Linked DNA regions of Mus musculus: all the other regions are linked to region 2. Evidence: chromatin loops called from intact Hi-C (ENCODE). Cell type or tissue: heart. All regions are shown on one strand. Region 1 holds the start of Zfp148 (zinc finger protein 148). Region 2 overlaps Heg1 (heart development protein with EGF-like domains 1). Region 3 holds the start of Heg1 (heart development protein with EGF-like domains 1).

Region 1 (5,000 bases), 360 kb after region 2:
AAGATCTGTCACATTTAACATACTCGTCTTCCCTTCAGTTGAAATGATACCACAACACATTATGTAATTTCTCTTAATAACAAAAGGTGACCACTATCCAAATAGAATTTAACACATTGTTCTAGCCGGGCTGTGCCTTTAAGGAGGCACAGGAAGGTGGATTTCTGAGTTCCGGGCCAGCCTGGTATACAACAGCAAGTTCCAGAACAGCCAGAACTACAGAGAAACCCTGTCTCAAAAAAAAAAAGCAAAACAAAACAAAAAGGACAAGACTCTGTTCTCACCCAGTGTTCCTTCTTGAAAAATGTGGTCTACTGTGCATTCAGGGAGTGCAGAACTTGGTTTCCTAACATAGGGACTGTCCCTCCTCATGAGACCTCGACTCATCCTGTCACTTCAGATTTCCTTAGGCATTACAACCACTCCTGACCTCCTTATAAGCTAAGATAACAGATATTCTAGATGCTCTGCCTACATTTTGCTTGCAGATGTTATTTTCTTTAATAACATCATGCCTCCGTGAAAGAGTACACCCGGAACTGTGAATGGAAAAGGATCTCCCGCCAACCCGAAGTATAGAACTAGACAAATGGAGCCTTCAAAGACCAGACTAGAATGCACCAACTCTTGACCCGGACAATTACAATCTATGTCCTGCAACCTAGGCTGAAATACGGCACCAGCTCTTCTGGTGGTACCATATAAGCTAGGCAGTGAAGAAGAACACCGCCAGGCCACGTTAATTCCTATTCCACCGTCTTCCAGGACGGTGTTCATCCACCCTCCGGTAACAGACAATACTCCAAATCTGCTAAAATTCTCAACTCCGTGGCCTCAAGAATGCCCAGAAGCCAGGCGGTTTCTCAAGGTCTCTTTCAAAGATTTTTCAGTTCACTAGTGCGGCACTAAAATGTCTCAAACCAATCTACAGGCTAAGTGACTAAATTCTCAATGACCCCCAACCAAGCGGGGACCCACACTTACCGGATGTCATCTACTGAAGAGCCCAAACAGGTTCCGAACTAGGCCACTCTGGCCCATCTGGAATAACTCTTTAGACCTTGGGCCAGCATTTGATAATTATGCTACATCTGTCTATTCTATTATGCATTCTCTGCTTCTTTTCCAATATTTAGCACTCCTCTGGCTTCAAACGCTCTTCCTTCTATCCGTAGAAACTACTCTAGCCTTCTTCCCCTTGCCTTGGAAACGCTTCGGTTCTTTCCATAATGAAACACCTAACGTATCTGCACAATGAACACCCTCAGAATCCTCAAGACTGCTCCACAGCCACCCCCGGCATTCCTCCACCTATCCGGCATCTTCCCCTCCGGCCCCTTTCTCCCCTTTCGCACTCCTACTCGGCTTCCTGCAAGCAATCCCCTTTTCACCAGCCCCTGCCCTTCCCTGCAGCCAACGAGCACACCGAGGCAGCAGCGGCGACCGAGGCCTGCGGTGCAGAAAGCACTGCACCAAGACGGCGGAGAACCCCAGGGTCTGGCCGGCCTCGTCGCCCACAGCCTGGCACCCCGAGGCCTCCCCGCGTGCATCCCACCTTCCTACCCGACACCGGCCGCAGGCCTCGGAGGCCGCCCGCTCTCTCGCCTCCGCCGCCCCCGTCATTCTCCGTTCTCCAAGCCCCGACCCACCATCCTCGCGTCCCCAGCCCCGCGCTCCCCGCGGCCTGCGCCCGCCGCCTCCCGGGCCGCCCCCCGGCCGGCCGGCCCGCCGCTCCTGCGGGTCACACCGTCGTCGCCGCGCTCCCCCCCCCCCGACCGCGCGCCGCCCCCTCCCCTCCCCCGCCCTCCCGGGCCCAGGCCTGCCAGGCCGAGCGTTTACCGCGGGGCTGGCGCCGAGGCGCGCGGTCACTGACTGCAGGCGGCGGCGGCTCCGACCTTCCCACGGGCCCGACGAGGAGGGCGAGGGGGAGGGGAGAGAACTTTTGCTGTGGCAGCTCCGGCGACAGCTCCCACCCCTGCGCCTTTCTCCTCTTCCTCCCCCTCCTCCTCCTCCTCCTCTTCCTCCTTCTCTTCCTCCTCCCAGAGCAGTCGAGAGGCAGACATGGCGCGGCTAGAGCGTCGCCGCGGTCGCCGCCGCTGCCGGCGCGGTGCATTATGGGAAGCATCGCACACAGGAAGCGCTCCGGGCCGCCGGCCCTCGCTTGGCGCGGAGACCTGGCTGCGAGACCAAGCGTGGCTTTGATTCTGGCGCCTGCGTGTCAGCAGCGCGGCGTGGCCGGGAAAGCTGGGCCCCGCTCTGGGGGTCCCCCTGATGGGCCTGAGAGGAAAACGCTTTGAAATTGATGGGAGCTGGGAAAGCCACTGAGAGGGACGTCCTCCCCTTGAGGCTGGGTGCGTGCCTGGCACCCCGAGAAGTGAAAAATGGGGATTAAATAGCGGCCCAGGCCCTGGGAAGTGGAAGGGGCGGGAACGTCGATGAAGGGTTTAGCCAGGATTTCTTGGATCTTTCTTTTATTCTCTTACCTAGCCTCTCCTCTTTTTCCGGAAGATGCTACCCTGCACCCTTGAAACTAGAAAACCTGGTTGGAGTCTGCAAACCGCGATGCAGGATGTGGGCACCGAGAAAAAGCAAGAGATCCCAGTCAGGACTTCGTTGGCCCAAACCACGGTCTGCATGTCAGCAAAGACTTGGTTATAATCTCTGCATACCTAAGATTGCTTAGTTGAGCCATCTTTTGGCAGCCCTTCGACGACCTTCACTAAATCCTGGTTTCTTAGGAGCGCCCTCATTTAACACCAAGGCCCTTTAGTTGCCTATACAAAGGGAGGGCTTACAGTTAATGACCTTTGTGCCCACACAGTAGTACAAGGTCAGCTAACTTAATGTGCCCAGTGAATGTCGATCGGGTTATTGGGAACTTCCTGAGAGATGGAGCACCTTCGTTAGGATTTCTGTTTCACAATCTCAAGGCTTTATTTTAGCACCTCTCTGCAATACTTAAACATAACCTTTGAGGTGAGAGGGAAAGGACATTAAAATATCTACATAACCATTTCTGGAATTCTCTCCTTGTCCACACCCACCTCCCCACCCCTTGAATGTTCATTTGAATAGGCTTTTTGGCCAAACTCCAAACTCCCGCATTATGCACTTGTGATGACACTGAATTAGATTACTGTCTGCAAGGTTAATATTCCCTCAGGCGTTAACCTTAGTAAACCGCGACGCCTTTTGAAGTAGCTGAGGCTCAGAAGTTCAGCTGAATTCAAACACAGTTAACTAAGAAAAGCAGGGATGAGCCCACAGCCTCACAATAAACTCTACTTGAACCTTCTCCACTAAAAAAATATAAATTTTAATAAGATGACAGTGCATATTCTGAATGCTAATTGTAACAAAACCGTGATACAAGCTAGAGCAAGGGACAGTTAGCTGGAGGACAGCCTTCTGGCAACTTCTAGCAACTGCAGTGACATCAAATTCAGATGTATTTTTAAAAAGGGAAGAGAAGAAAAAAAAAACCCTCTGGCAGCCAAGAAGCTAACTTTTAGGTTTAAGCTGTGGTAAAGCTAATAACTAGAAAGAGCTAAAAGCCTAGGGTCACACCCAGTGGACTAAGATGAATAGGGTTGCCACTAGGAATACATCTCTTTGTTTCTGAAGAGAATTAAGACAAGGAAGAAACAACCATCTAAAATGGGCAGAGTGGAGAAGACTACTGACCATGCCTTCAAAGTAAGAGTGATTGAAGGCTCTTGAAATTCTTGCTGGTCCATTTTTTTTATCCAGACTGCTGCTGCTTACCTTCCAATACCAGTCTTGGCCACGCAGCTTGCTTCCTTTCCATCTTAAATTTCTTCCACTCACCCACTTTAAAACAATGAGAGACAGCCATAAGGTAGTGACGTTAATCCCAGCACTCAGGAGGCAGAGGCAGGGGTATCACTTGAGTTAGAGTCCAGCCTGGTCTACAGAGCAAGTTCCAGGACAGCCAGGGCTTCACAGAGAAACCCTGTCTGAGATGGCTCAGCATTTCAAAGCACTTGCTGCTCTTTCAGAGGGCCCAAGTTTCCAGAGCACCTGCACACACATGGCAGATAATATGCACAAGCACACACCATGAATAAAAATAACTCTTTAAAACAAATGAAGGATCAGCAAGGGGGTTCAGCAGGTGACCGCACTTGCTTCACAAGATAGCAACCTGAGCTCAACTCACACTAAAAGTAGATGGAGAGAATCAATTCCACAAAGTTGTTCTCTTTTTTTTTTTTAAAGATTTATTTATTATTATGTCTAAGTTCACTGTAGCTGTCTTCAGATGCACCAGAAGAGGGCATCAGATTTCATTACAGATGGTTGTGAGCCACCATGTGGTTGCTGGGATTTGAACTCAGGACCTTCGGAAGAGCAGTAGGTTCTCTTAACCACTGAGCCATCTCTCCAGCCCCAAAGTTGTCCTCTTAACATCCACAGGGGCACCCCTAATGATAAATTTTTAAAATGACTGTACACTTATACGAAGTTACAAATACAGGGCAAAACAACTCCTTTATCTCTTCACCCAGCTTCTCCCAATGGTGTGATATAAAACTATGGAGAGCCATCAACAGCAGCAGATTGGCAGGAGCCTGTTACGTAGTGCCCACAAAACCGGGCAGTATCTGTGACCTTTGAACCCATGTGCATCCTCCAGGGGTTTGGTTTGGTTTGGTTTGGTTTTTGGTTTTTCAAGACAGGGTTTCTCTATGTGGCCCTGGCTGTCCTGGAACTCACTTTGTAGACCAGGCTGGCCTCGAACTCAGAAATCAGCCTGCCTCTGCCTCCCGAGTGCTGGGATTAAGGGCATGTGCCACCACACCCGGCATGTGCATCCTCATGTGTGTTTAGAGTTTACCTCCATCCTATGTAGGAGCACAGGTCTGTCCCCACAGTGAGGACAGAACCACTCCTTACCAGTTTGTGGTAGTGCACATCTTTAATCCCAGCATTTAGGAAGTAAAGGCAAGTGGACATACATGAGTTTGAGGAGAGTCTGG
Region 2 (5,000 bases):
CTCTGAGGCCCTACACAGTCTCTACCTCTTGTTCCCTGGTCACCGCCAGTAAATAAATATTCACAAGCATTCCCTATGGAGAAACCAAACTGAGGAAGGAAAGGGCGCTGCCCAACCTACAAATGCAGCCTGGTGTATTCTGTACCTTCACGTTTAAGGACTGGGAGTAAGGGAGGTGGGGGGTGGGGCTGGAACAAACCCAGAAAATGTGACCATGTTCTTAGGAAGTCAGGAGCTTGGACCCAAACCAACCAATACAGTCAGACCAGTCTCAAGTGGAAACATGTCCGGGCTCTGTGTCCTAGGGGCCCAGGACCACTCTGTGGTAAGGCAGCTTGCTTTGCTCTCAGTGTGTTGCCTTTTGGAGGCTTATTATAGAACGAGGTTTGTATGGTAATCTGATTCCCCAGGGTTGGCAGGAAGCTGTCTGTCTGTCTGTCTGTCTGTCTGTCTGTTTGTCTCCCCACTACAGTGTTAGGAAGGTTTATTCAGCACTGGATCTGCAGCACAGAGACCAGTAGGTGAGCATGTGCTGGGGTGGGGGTGGGGGTGGGGGTGGGGGTGGGGGTGGGGAAGTCCTACTGGCCTGATCAGTCGCTACACCATCACCAGGAGAAACAGGCAGACGAGGAAAGAACCCAGTTTTAAGGCTGGTTTTGTGTTCATTTGGGGGCTTTATTCATCTCATGGTTGATAAAGAATCAGCTTATTCGTATCAAAAAGCATTCACTGCTGGGCACATAGTCCTCTGGGAGGTTTTAATACGGCCAAGATAATGAAGAGTACATTTTACCACCCAAGATACACGTCAGTGGGCGCACAGGGAGAACAGAACTATGAAACCAACATGACAGCGGCTAATAACTTATCCTCACATGGCAGATGTGTGCTTCTGCTGTTGGGGGGTCAAAAGCAAGTTGAACCCAGGAGGAGAGTGGCAGGGGGATGGGAAGAGTCTGAGCATTGTACAATGAAAATTGGGTGCTAATTTTGTAGGCATTGTCAAAGAAAAGGCCCCAGGCTCTTCAGAAGGTGCCTGTTAATTCTGCAAAATTAACCCTTGCCTGGGCAAATTCTGGTGATGGGAGCTGACACCAGGGCTTGATGGGCCCCGTGTGGAATTCCCAGCATCCATCCCTCTTGAGGGTCCCGAGAACTGAGACTGACTGTCTAGCCGGGTGAATTAGGGCACAGCTTCATTTCCCAGTGCTGAATTGAATTTCCTGCCTTTATCAGTGGAAGCTGACATGTTAAATCTGGGCTCCTTTGTTTATTGTTTTTAAAAAAAAGTTTGTATTTAAGGGGAAATGTTTAAACGGAAAAATCTCACCAGGCAAACTTTGCAAAGCTGGCACCAGGGAGGAACTCAGCTTCCGGCACCTCACATCTGACTTCTCTGAAGGCTTTGCCAGTCAATGAGACTTAGCAGAGAAAAACACCTCCAAGTATAAGGAGTATCCAGGCCATCCTAGGCTGGGAAATCCCACTCTGATTGGGTATTTTCTGGAAGTCAATGTTAAGTTCTCCTTCCATCCTGCCCACTGATCTAGGCTGCTAACGAATATTCATTGCCAAAAGCAACCAGTTCCTGCCTGCTGCCAGATTTCTGCTTGAACAGGGAGGGCAGGCCCCGCCCCTCCAATGAGGAGTGGCTTTCTCAATGAACGTGTCTCATAAAGCCACCCAAAAGGACCATGCAGAATCTCACTTAAATCGATCCTTGGTGATGTGAGTCTTCTGCATTCACCGTTCCCATGGTCTTTCCTGGGCATAACATCCGTCAAGATAGACAATGAGTACTCAGTAAGCCAAGGCTGAGGCCATGAGGGGGGATTTCCAAAGTCTCTAAATCCCAGGAGACCATGAGGACTAAAGGGCTTTGAAAGGAGGGAGATGGACATTCTCTGAACTGAGGGGACAAAGCCCTTCTCGCCAGCGGCAATGTCCAGAGCATCCTAGTGCTGCCCGGATGCTAGAAACCCAAAGGTGTGCAGCACCTGCTGGTCTAGCCTCCTCTCTAGCTCCAGAAAAATTACCAAGAGCCAGAGCTGGATCCTTTGGCAAAACCTAGAGAAGATCTGGAGGAAAAACAGATGTGAGTCCAATTTTGGCTACTAGGCATGGCTGTCTTTATGCTCAAGGGACTGGAAGGGAACACAGTGAGGATGGCCTCCTCATGGGGACAAGAGTCTTTCTATAGGCCACATGGGGGCAGTCCAAGCAAAGCAGCTGGGTGAGCGAGCACTCCTGCTAGGGCAGGCTCTTGCGCATCCACACAATCTTGCCAACTTGATCTGCAAAGCACAGATGCACAAGCTGGCAACAGAAAAGTACCTTGGTCCAATGCTGACCACGCCAAATGCAGTCTAGAAATGGTTAGCAAACTGAAGGGTGCCTACCTCACTGGGAGGAAAAATAGTACCCTGGAGCCCTGGGCATGAGAAACAAAACCATACAACCAGAGAGCCTCAAAGTATCCAGCACCCTAGAACAGGGCATGAACTTTGAACAAAAACACTCCAACTCTGTTATGTTCAGCTCATTTCCCCCCAGTTACTAAGTAGCCAGCCCCCCAGAGCCTATCTCAGGGTGAAAGCATCAGCTCCCAAGCTCTGCAGTGCAACTGTTCACTCGAGGAAAGCTCTGGACCAGCAGTTACAACATCCTGACCCACTGGGAATGGCCTAGACTAACCAGCGGATATGGCACCAAAACCTGATACCTTCAATTTATGTCTAACATCTGGATGCCAGATGGGGGAGACTTAGCCTAAGCTCTCCTTCCTTTGCCAGACCTCAACCACTGGTCCAATGAGCTAACCAGAGTACACTTTGATCACCAAGAGGGACTAGCCCACTGTGTCTAGGGGCGGTTCTCATTCCAGCAAAGTGTTCTTCTCCCAGCTATAAAACTATCCCTGAAAGACGCAAGTCTGTCTTCCAGACTTGTCCTGAGTCACCTTTCTCATTGGCCTTACCCCAACACAGGGCAAGAGCCTCCGACCAAACAAGAACAAAGGAAGGGAGAGTCCTGTCATTACGGCACTCCTGGGAGCATCCTGCCATGCTCCCTCTTAGTCATTCTATGGTTTTATGATAGAAAACAAACAAAAGATAGGTAATACTGCATGAGCATAGCTCTTTGTTTTTTCTTAGTCATCACCATATAAAGATTGTTGGATCATTGGCAACTTGACAGACTCTATATGTCACTTTCTGTCTCCCCAGGAAGCGGGAGTAACAGCTTTTGGTTCCTTCAGCTCCTGTAATATCTTCCTCTCACCCTGGCACTGTATAGAAGAAAAGAAGGAGCCAGATACCAAGGAGCTGATGCTGTAAAAGGCCATGTGTAGACAGATGTGTGCACTGAGTGTCATGAAGGCTTGTGCTTATAACTTCTAAAGACAAGCTCTGTGAAGGAGCTTTTCTGGGCCTGAGTCCCCAAACCTCCCATCTCTAAGTCTATGCCTACCTGCAAGAGCAGGTTTCCCCCCCTAGAGGACTCCCATCTTACCTCGAAAGACCCGCCTCTGAGACCCCAAGAGCTGGCAGACTTCAGCAGAGGACCTGCAGGAGTTGACATATTTCTGGATCCTGTCTGCCAGGTCAAACAGTGTCACATTGGAGGCCAGGGCAAAGGTGGTTTTCAGTGAGATGAAAACTGTACTGGGCTCCCTGTGGGCAAAGTTAGCAAGGCCTTAACTGACTTGAAATGACATGTGGGTTCCAGGTAGCTTGCAAAGTACATGTTACTGCCATTCTCCACAGAAAAAATAGGAGAGTATAAAGGCCCAGAGACCGTGGTCTTGGGTTACCCGGTGTATTGGCTGTAAAACAGAGACTGGCTTTATTTTGATCACTCATTTGGGAACAGTACCACTTCACACACACACACACACACCCCCCCCCAATTCCACAGATCAGATCATAAGCAAAAGAAATTCTGTTTCTCACCTAGACACATGGGCTGTAGTTCGGATATAACCGGGCAATGTTGAAAAACACACGTTTAGCTGAAATGAAGAACCCGGTTGTCAGACAAAATCCTTGAGCCAAGAAACAATTTCCTATTTTCAGGATAAAATAGGTAGTTTCTATCGCCACCAAGGTATCAGCAGGCAGTTTGACTCAAAGCAGTGCGGCCTTTGTATCCCCGCCCCCCTCCTAAATATCTTTCTGTTGTTCCCCAGGGCAGATAGTGGATTAGTAGGGAAATCTCAGCAGGAAATGTTCAGAGCAGCATCCTCGAAAACAAAACATCTTCAAAGGAGAAGATCCCTTCTAAGACCCAGGGTTTCAAAAACAAAAACCCAGGCAGCTGTTTATTTGGACTCTGCATAGTGAACAAGTTAGCTGACAAAGCTCAGCTCCTCTTAGCTCCCCAGGTCTGACTACAGGCTCCTCAGAATCTACAATGATGAGTTGACCTGCCGCAAAGGTCCTTCCTCAAAAAGACTCTGTGGGAAATTACATGATGGGGGTGGGGTGGGGGGGTCAAGAGGTCTTTTGTTGGGAACACATTAGAGCTCTGTGCCTCCTGTTTGCCTTGTGCCCACGGAAAGCAGAAAGCCTCTGAGCAACACAACATGTTGTGTCCGCCTCCCTGACAGCGAAGCTCGAGATTCCCTTTAATGGAGCAGAGGACCTCAGCATCTCATCCCAGGTAGATCCACCTGCCTTCAGAGCCCTCTGACTTGGGAAGATGGAGTCAGCTGTGGAATGGTGCCAAACGGTTTGTGGGTTTGAATGCCACATTAATATAGCAATGATTTATTATTACTGCCATATTAACCTTTTACCTAGGTATGAGCAGAATGCCATCTTAAGAAAGCCCATGCTAATGCTTTCTCTGATGGTCATTTAATTCTTCACTGCTAGTTGGGGTCAGGTGTGTCATGGCCCAGTGTATCCTATGGAGATACTTGTCCAAAAAAAGAAACAAACCAACCAAGCTAGGCAAATTGCTTAGAAGGACTACACTATTGCACAGGGCTCTAACGC
Region 3 (5,000 bases), 56 kb after region 2:
TGCACCTCTTCTAACTTTACCTTTTAAACACCCCTGCCCCAGACTGGGCCTTAGAGCAATAGAGATCAGGAAACCTTAAAAGAAAGTCTGGATTATTCTTGTTCCTTCCTGGGTTCTTCCTTTGCCTCTATCCTGCTTTTCCCCAAACGAACAGAACAGAGCAGTTCTAGCACCATGGCTGTGAAGGCCCGGCTCTCATAAGGCCCCTATTCTTACCTTATCTCCCCTAACTCAGGTGCTACTATAGCCTGATGCTACACTCACACCTGTGTGAGCCTGGAACAGGCTCTGCCATTGGAAGGAGATTCCTGTGCCAGCCTCAAGCTGGAGCCCAGCATCCCTGCTCCCTTCATAGCCCCTCACAAGATGGAGCCTTCAGCCTGAGTACCAGTTAGTGGCACCTGCCTTGGGTTCCCAGGTGGCCATCTGAGTTATCAGTTCCTTACACACAACTGTATCTAGAACAGTAAATGTCTTCAAAGTTCTCAATTCCTTTCTCTGAAAATCAGTCATCAAGATTATGGAAGTTGGGGCTGCACAGCATGTCTGTAAAGACCTTCAGCACAGCTTTCCCTCCCTTTATTCACCCTTCCTCAGTTTCCCTGTCTTGGACCAGTGACTCAGAAGTTCACAAGGCTAAGGCAGTCTGCGGAGGGGAGATTATGGTTCAAATGAGGCTTTATGAGGGTAGAAAAGTTTCTCTTATTCAATTCTAGGAAGTAGTACCTCTATGTTCTAAGGATGAGCAAGTTGGGAGAAAGTTTGTAAAACATGTAAGATGGACAGACAGACAGACAGACAGACAAGAAGTGGAAACTGGACAAAATCTTGGCAGTCCCAGTGTGGCAACAACAGAGCCCGATGTGTGCCCTCTGCCTCTTACGGGAGGACAAATGGCTAACATCACCTAGGCTGGTTTGGTTCACAGCACTTTCTACTATTTTTACTTTCATTTTGTCACCTCTTGTCACTTGGAGGCAGGGAGGAATGGGGCCCCTCCATTCCACAGATGGGGAAACTGAGAGCCAAAGATGAGACACAGCCAAGGTCGTGTGGGGGTTACATTAGAATCCCACCCAGGCCGTGGCATTTTCTTCCAACAGAAAAAGGAACTAGAAACAAAGGAGGCAGGCACAGGAGCTGAGTCCCCATTCTGTGACCAGGACAGGCAGTGCCTGCCTGCACAGCAAGCAGCTGGCTGGGGGAGGAAAGGGCCCAGGACAGTCCAGAGCCAGTCAGTGGCTTCCAGGGGTTTGACCTTGCAGCGCCCCCAGCCCCATCCCAAGTAACCCTGCTCCTAAGGTTAACTGGGTAGCTTTGTTTTAAAGCGCACTCTTTGTCCTTTATGAAGTCCTAAGTACTAGAAGCATTCCAAACTCCGAAATCCGTTATTTACTTATACTGGAAAGTCAGGCTTTAGACCAGGAGAGACCAGTTCTAAATCTGGGGGTTGGGGGCTGAAACCGAGGGACAACAGCCAGAAGTTACCACTCCCCACGAGGTGAGAGGCTCTTTGGGGTCTTCGTTTTGTAAAAGTGAGAAGGGTGTGGGCTAATCCAGGAGAGAGTTTTCTTCCAAAGCACAGGGAGGGAATGCATGTGAACATTTTATATTCCAGTGGCCAGGGACAGCGTTTCTCCGTCCTGGGCCACCCTCAGGGTTCCACCCACGAGGGTCCACGGAGCCTCGGCCGGGATGGGGCAGCCGCGAAGCGCCCACGCCCCCTGACCCTCGCTGGAGACTCTCACTCACCCGCGCTCACGCCTCTGGGGACACGGCCGGAACGTCCCCGCCGGGTCGCGACGCCGGGTCCGGGGGCCGTATGTCCGGCGCCAGGCGGCGAAAGCGGTCCCGCGACCGGGAGGAGTGTTCGATGGGCCGGGGAGGGAAGGGAGCCCCGCGCCCCGGGGGCAGCGGGCGGCAGCAGCAGCAGCGGTAGCAGCAGCAGCAGCAGCAGCGACGGTGGCGGCCACCGCGGGGCGCGCGGCGTGGCCATGGTGGCGGCGGCCGCCCGCGCTCACATGCCGGGCGCCGGGCCGAGGGCGGCGGCGAGCGGAGCGGGGTGCGAGCGCGCTCTCAGCCGCAAAAGTTGTGGGAGCCGCGGGAGGGCGGAGGCAGCCCTGGTGCTGCCACACGCCAATCAGCCCGGGCGGGTCGCGGGGCGGGCGGCTCCTCCTCGGTTGACATCACCCGCCCCGCGCGGGGGCCCGGGGGCGGGGAGAGGGCAGGAAGAGGGCGGGGGCGGTCTCGGTCTCCCGGGTGAGTTCACGGAACCCCCGGGTGAACTCATGGAGCCCCCTGCGACTTTTGTTACAGGGCCCACACCCTGGAGTATCGCTTTGGCTTTTGGAGAAATGAAATTGGGGTGGGGGGCACTTTCCCAGTTCCTTAGCCACACAGTAGGTCTGTGAAAAGTAGATTCTGGCGGTGTAATTGACATCAGGTGAGTGAGTATACAGAGAGCTTTCAAAAGACAGAGAAGTGAATCCTAGACCCTGTTCCATACGTGGACCTGCATTGCCCTTAAGGATCTGAAGAGGCCCCAACCCACTGCCGCCCTTTTGGGTCCCCAGAATTGGTGAGAAGATTTGCTTTAGCCAGGGCGGGAACCCTCATCTTCTTGAAGGCTCAGAAGCCTGATTTCCTTCCCACGCTATCTTTGGCTTACACCATAGTTCTTCAAAGATGTCACTGCTGAGACACCCAAAGAGGCCAGAGGGAAGAGAAAACTGAACCGAGTCTGGGGCAAGGGAAAACCCATAGCCAGGAAAAGGACAGCAATTTGCAAATTAAACATAAAAAAAAAAAAAAAAAAAAAAGCAGCCCACACAGAAGTTAAAAAGAAACCTTTAGGGGAGATGTTCCAAGACAGAGTGTCAATAAATTTGCTTGGTAAGTAAAATTCTGTGTGTGTCCCTATTCCCTCCCTTCCTAGGAGACAAATGATACAATGTCCAGATTTTAAGACCCAAATCTCTTTTCTTTGTAAGTAAAGAATGAGCAGCTCAAAATAGGGGGAAATAACTTGCTTAAGAGTTGCTAAGAGAACCAACAACTAAAGGATTTCTCATTGAATGACCATGTGGCTTCGTGCTTACCTCATAGCTTAGAGTTGTCAATAATTCAGACAATATCTCATCCAAACTGAAAACCACAGATCCCTTGGGATGCTCTCAGATGTGCTAGGGTTCTTTGTCTGTTTACCAAATGTTCAGGAGACAGGCTTGTCTCTTTCCCCATGTCTCTGCCTCTCTCTGTCTCCAAGCCTCCATGACCCGCCTCCAGGGGAACGATCAGATCATAACGTCCAGCGCATCGGTAGATGGGCCTAGACCCATTTTCTGGTGACTCGGTACAAGTGAGTCACTTGGCAGGACACAAAGGATGCTCCGTATAAACAAGTTTACCTTAGACAAATGAGCCAAGAGTGGAGAATTGGTTTGGGTTAGGGTTTATAGAACCACAAATGAAACCTAACTTTTCAGGTCTCACATGAAATGCTCAGTCCTCTTTCTTTCTCAAACAACAACAATCCAAGCATGGCCCCACCTCCTGACACAGCTCCCCTGTTAACAAGCAGGACTACACAGCAGCCCAGTCCCATCTGGCTAAGCTCAGTACACTGTGCTCTGAGGTTCTGGTCACCATAGCTTCCTCCCTTGAACAGAAAGGAGGACTAGTTAAAGGCCAGGACATGCTTTCAGGCAAACAGGAAGGCTTAAGGGTTTAAAGGCCTGTCTGGGCTTCTCGTGTGTATTCAGAAAGCTCGCTTGGGAATCTTGCCTTTGCCTCCGGTGCCCAAGGGCATCACACCTGCCTCCTGCCCCTCCCTTTAAGTATCACAGATCTGTCTTTCTACCTTCTACCTGAACTTCCAGAGGAACTGCCAGCCTAACTGGTGGATGAAGGGCTGCAAAGATGTTGCTGGGTCTTAATACCTTTCCATCTCCTAGGACAAAGCAAGAGGGATTATCAGGGAGGCTATACTTGCGTCAGGAACTTGCAAACAGCTGCCAGCTTGCTCCTAGAATCTTTTTTCCCTGATTTCTTTAACTGTGACCTAGTCCTTAATTATTTCATCTATAAAACACATTGTCCTAGATGATTGATAAGAAGTGTTCTATCCCAGTGTTTTAAGGTTCAGGGGCAAGGCTATTAAAGCAGGTGCCTTAAGGACACATAAGCCAGGGCCCAGTGAAACCATCAGACTGGAGCACTTTATGGGTGCATCTGAAAGAAAGGTTTGTTGTAAGTATGAAAGAATAACCAGAGGCACTCAGGAAGTCTAAAGTAGCCATGGCTGCCTCTCAGGGACAGAAAGTACAAGAAGAGAATCAGCTCTGGGCAGGGATAGCTCTTGGGAGCAGAGAAAAAAAAGTGGGGAGAGAAGATGAGAGAGTGAAGCAAAAGTAGGAAAATCCATCCTTTATAAAGAACAGGTGGAGGGGTGGGTGGGGGTGGGGTGGTAGAACAGTGTGGGAGGTCATATAGTAGAGGGAGAGGTGAGAAGGACCAGGAGACTGGTGCTTAGTTAGGGTTTTACTGCGTGAACAGACACCATGACCAAGGCAACTCTTATAAAGGACAACATTTCATTGAGGCTGGGTTACAGGTTCAAGGCAGGAGCATGCCAGCATCCAGGCAGTGATGATGCTGAGAGTTCTACATCTGCATCTGAGGGCCACTAGGAAAAGACCTGATCCCATGTGGTTAGGAGGAGGGTCTCACTGCCCACACCCACAGTGACACACTTCCTCCAACAAGGCCACACCTCCTGATAGTACCACTCTGGGCCAAGCATATTGAAACCACCACAGCTAGTGTGGGGGCTTTGATATTCATAACAGCTATTAGGGACTGACATAGTTTTATGGGAAGGGAAATGGATCTTTCTGGCAGACAGGTGTGTGAGGAAGGCTCCCAGCAATCCTACAGTCTCTGCCTTTTAGGGTTTGGTACTAACAGTAGTGTCACTTCTTCTTCAGGAGCCTGGAAATACA

What was found. A loop is a pair of places that touch in the nucleus more often than their neighbours do. Peaks named below come from ENCODE experiments on the same cell type or tissue, not always from the same donor. Only the 100,000 strongest peaks of a DNase experiment are listed, where the experiment ranks them.
Region 1: it touches region 2 in a loop (2.5-fold over the local background); 10 of 42 quality-filtered maps call a loop at or near these places.
Region 3: it touches region 2 in a loop (2.5-fold over the local background); 7 of 42 quality-filtered maps call a loop at or near these places.

What each region holds. Positions count from the first base shown.
Region 1 is chr16:33,377,867-33,382,866 of GRCm38, reverse strand. It overlaps Zfp148 (zinc finger protein 148), which reads right to left and starts at 2,092. Exons shown (of 9, transcript NM_011749.4): 1 at 1,840-2,092. 1700007L15Rik (RIKEN cDNA 1700007L15 gene) reads left to right here and starts at 2,131. Exons shown (of 2, transcript NR_045709.1): 1 at 2,131-2,351; 2 at 2,488-3,013. In heart, CTCF peaks have their summits at 2,245 and 4,290 (motif pointing right); DNase peaks (open chromatin) are centred at 1,556 and 2,056; H3K4me3 peaks cover 3,152 bases; H3K27ac peaks cover 2,969 bases.
Region 2 is chr16:33,737,237-33,742,236 of GRCm38, reverse strand. It overlaps Heg1 (heart development protein with EGF-like domains 1), which reads right to left. Exons shown (of 15, transcript NM_175256.5): 8 at 3,954-4,012; 9 at 3,514-3,674. Among named protein-coding and RNA genes, the nearest start is that of Muc13, 55 kb to the left of the region's middle. In heart, a CTCF peak has its summit at 2,209 (motif pointing right); DNase peaks (open chromatin) are centred at 246, 1,636 and 2,226; H3K27ac peaks cover 1,137 bases.
Region 3 is chr16:33,681,608-33,686,607 of GRCm38, reverse strand. Heg1 (heart development protein with EGF-like domains 1) reads right to left here and starts at 2,142. Exons shown (of 15, transcript NM_175256.5): 1 at 1,753-2,142. The coding sequence starts at 1,996. In heart, a CTCF peak has its summit at 1,898; DNase peaks (open chromatin) are centred at 1,147, 2,187, 3,257, 3,717 and 1 weaker place; H3K4me3 peaks cover 2,747 bases; H3K27ac peaks cover 2,708 bases.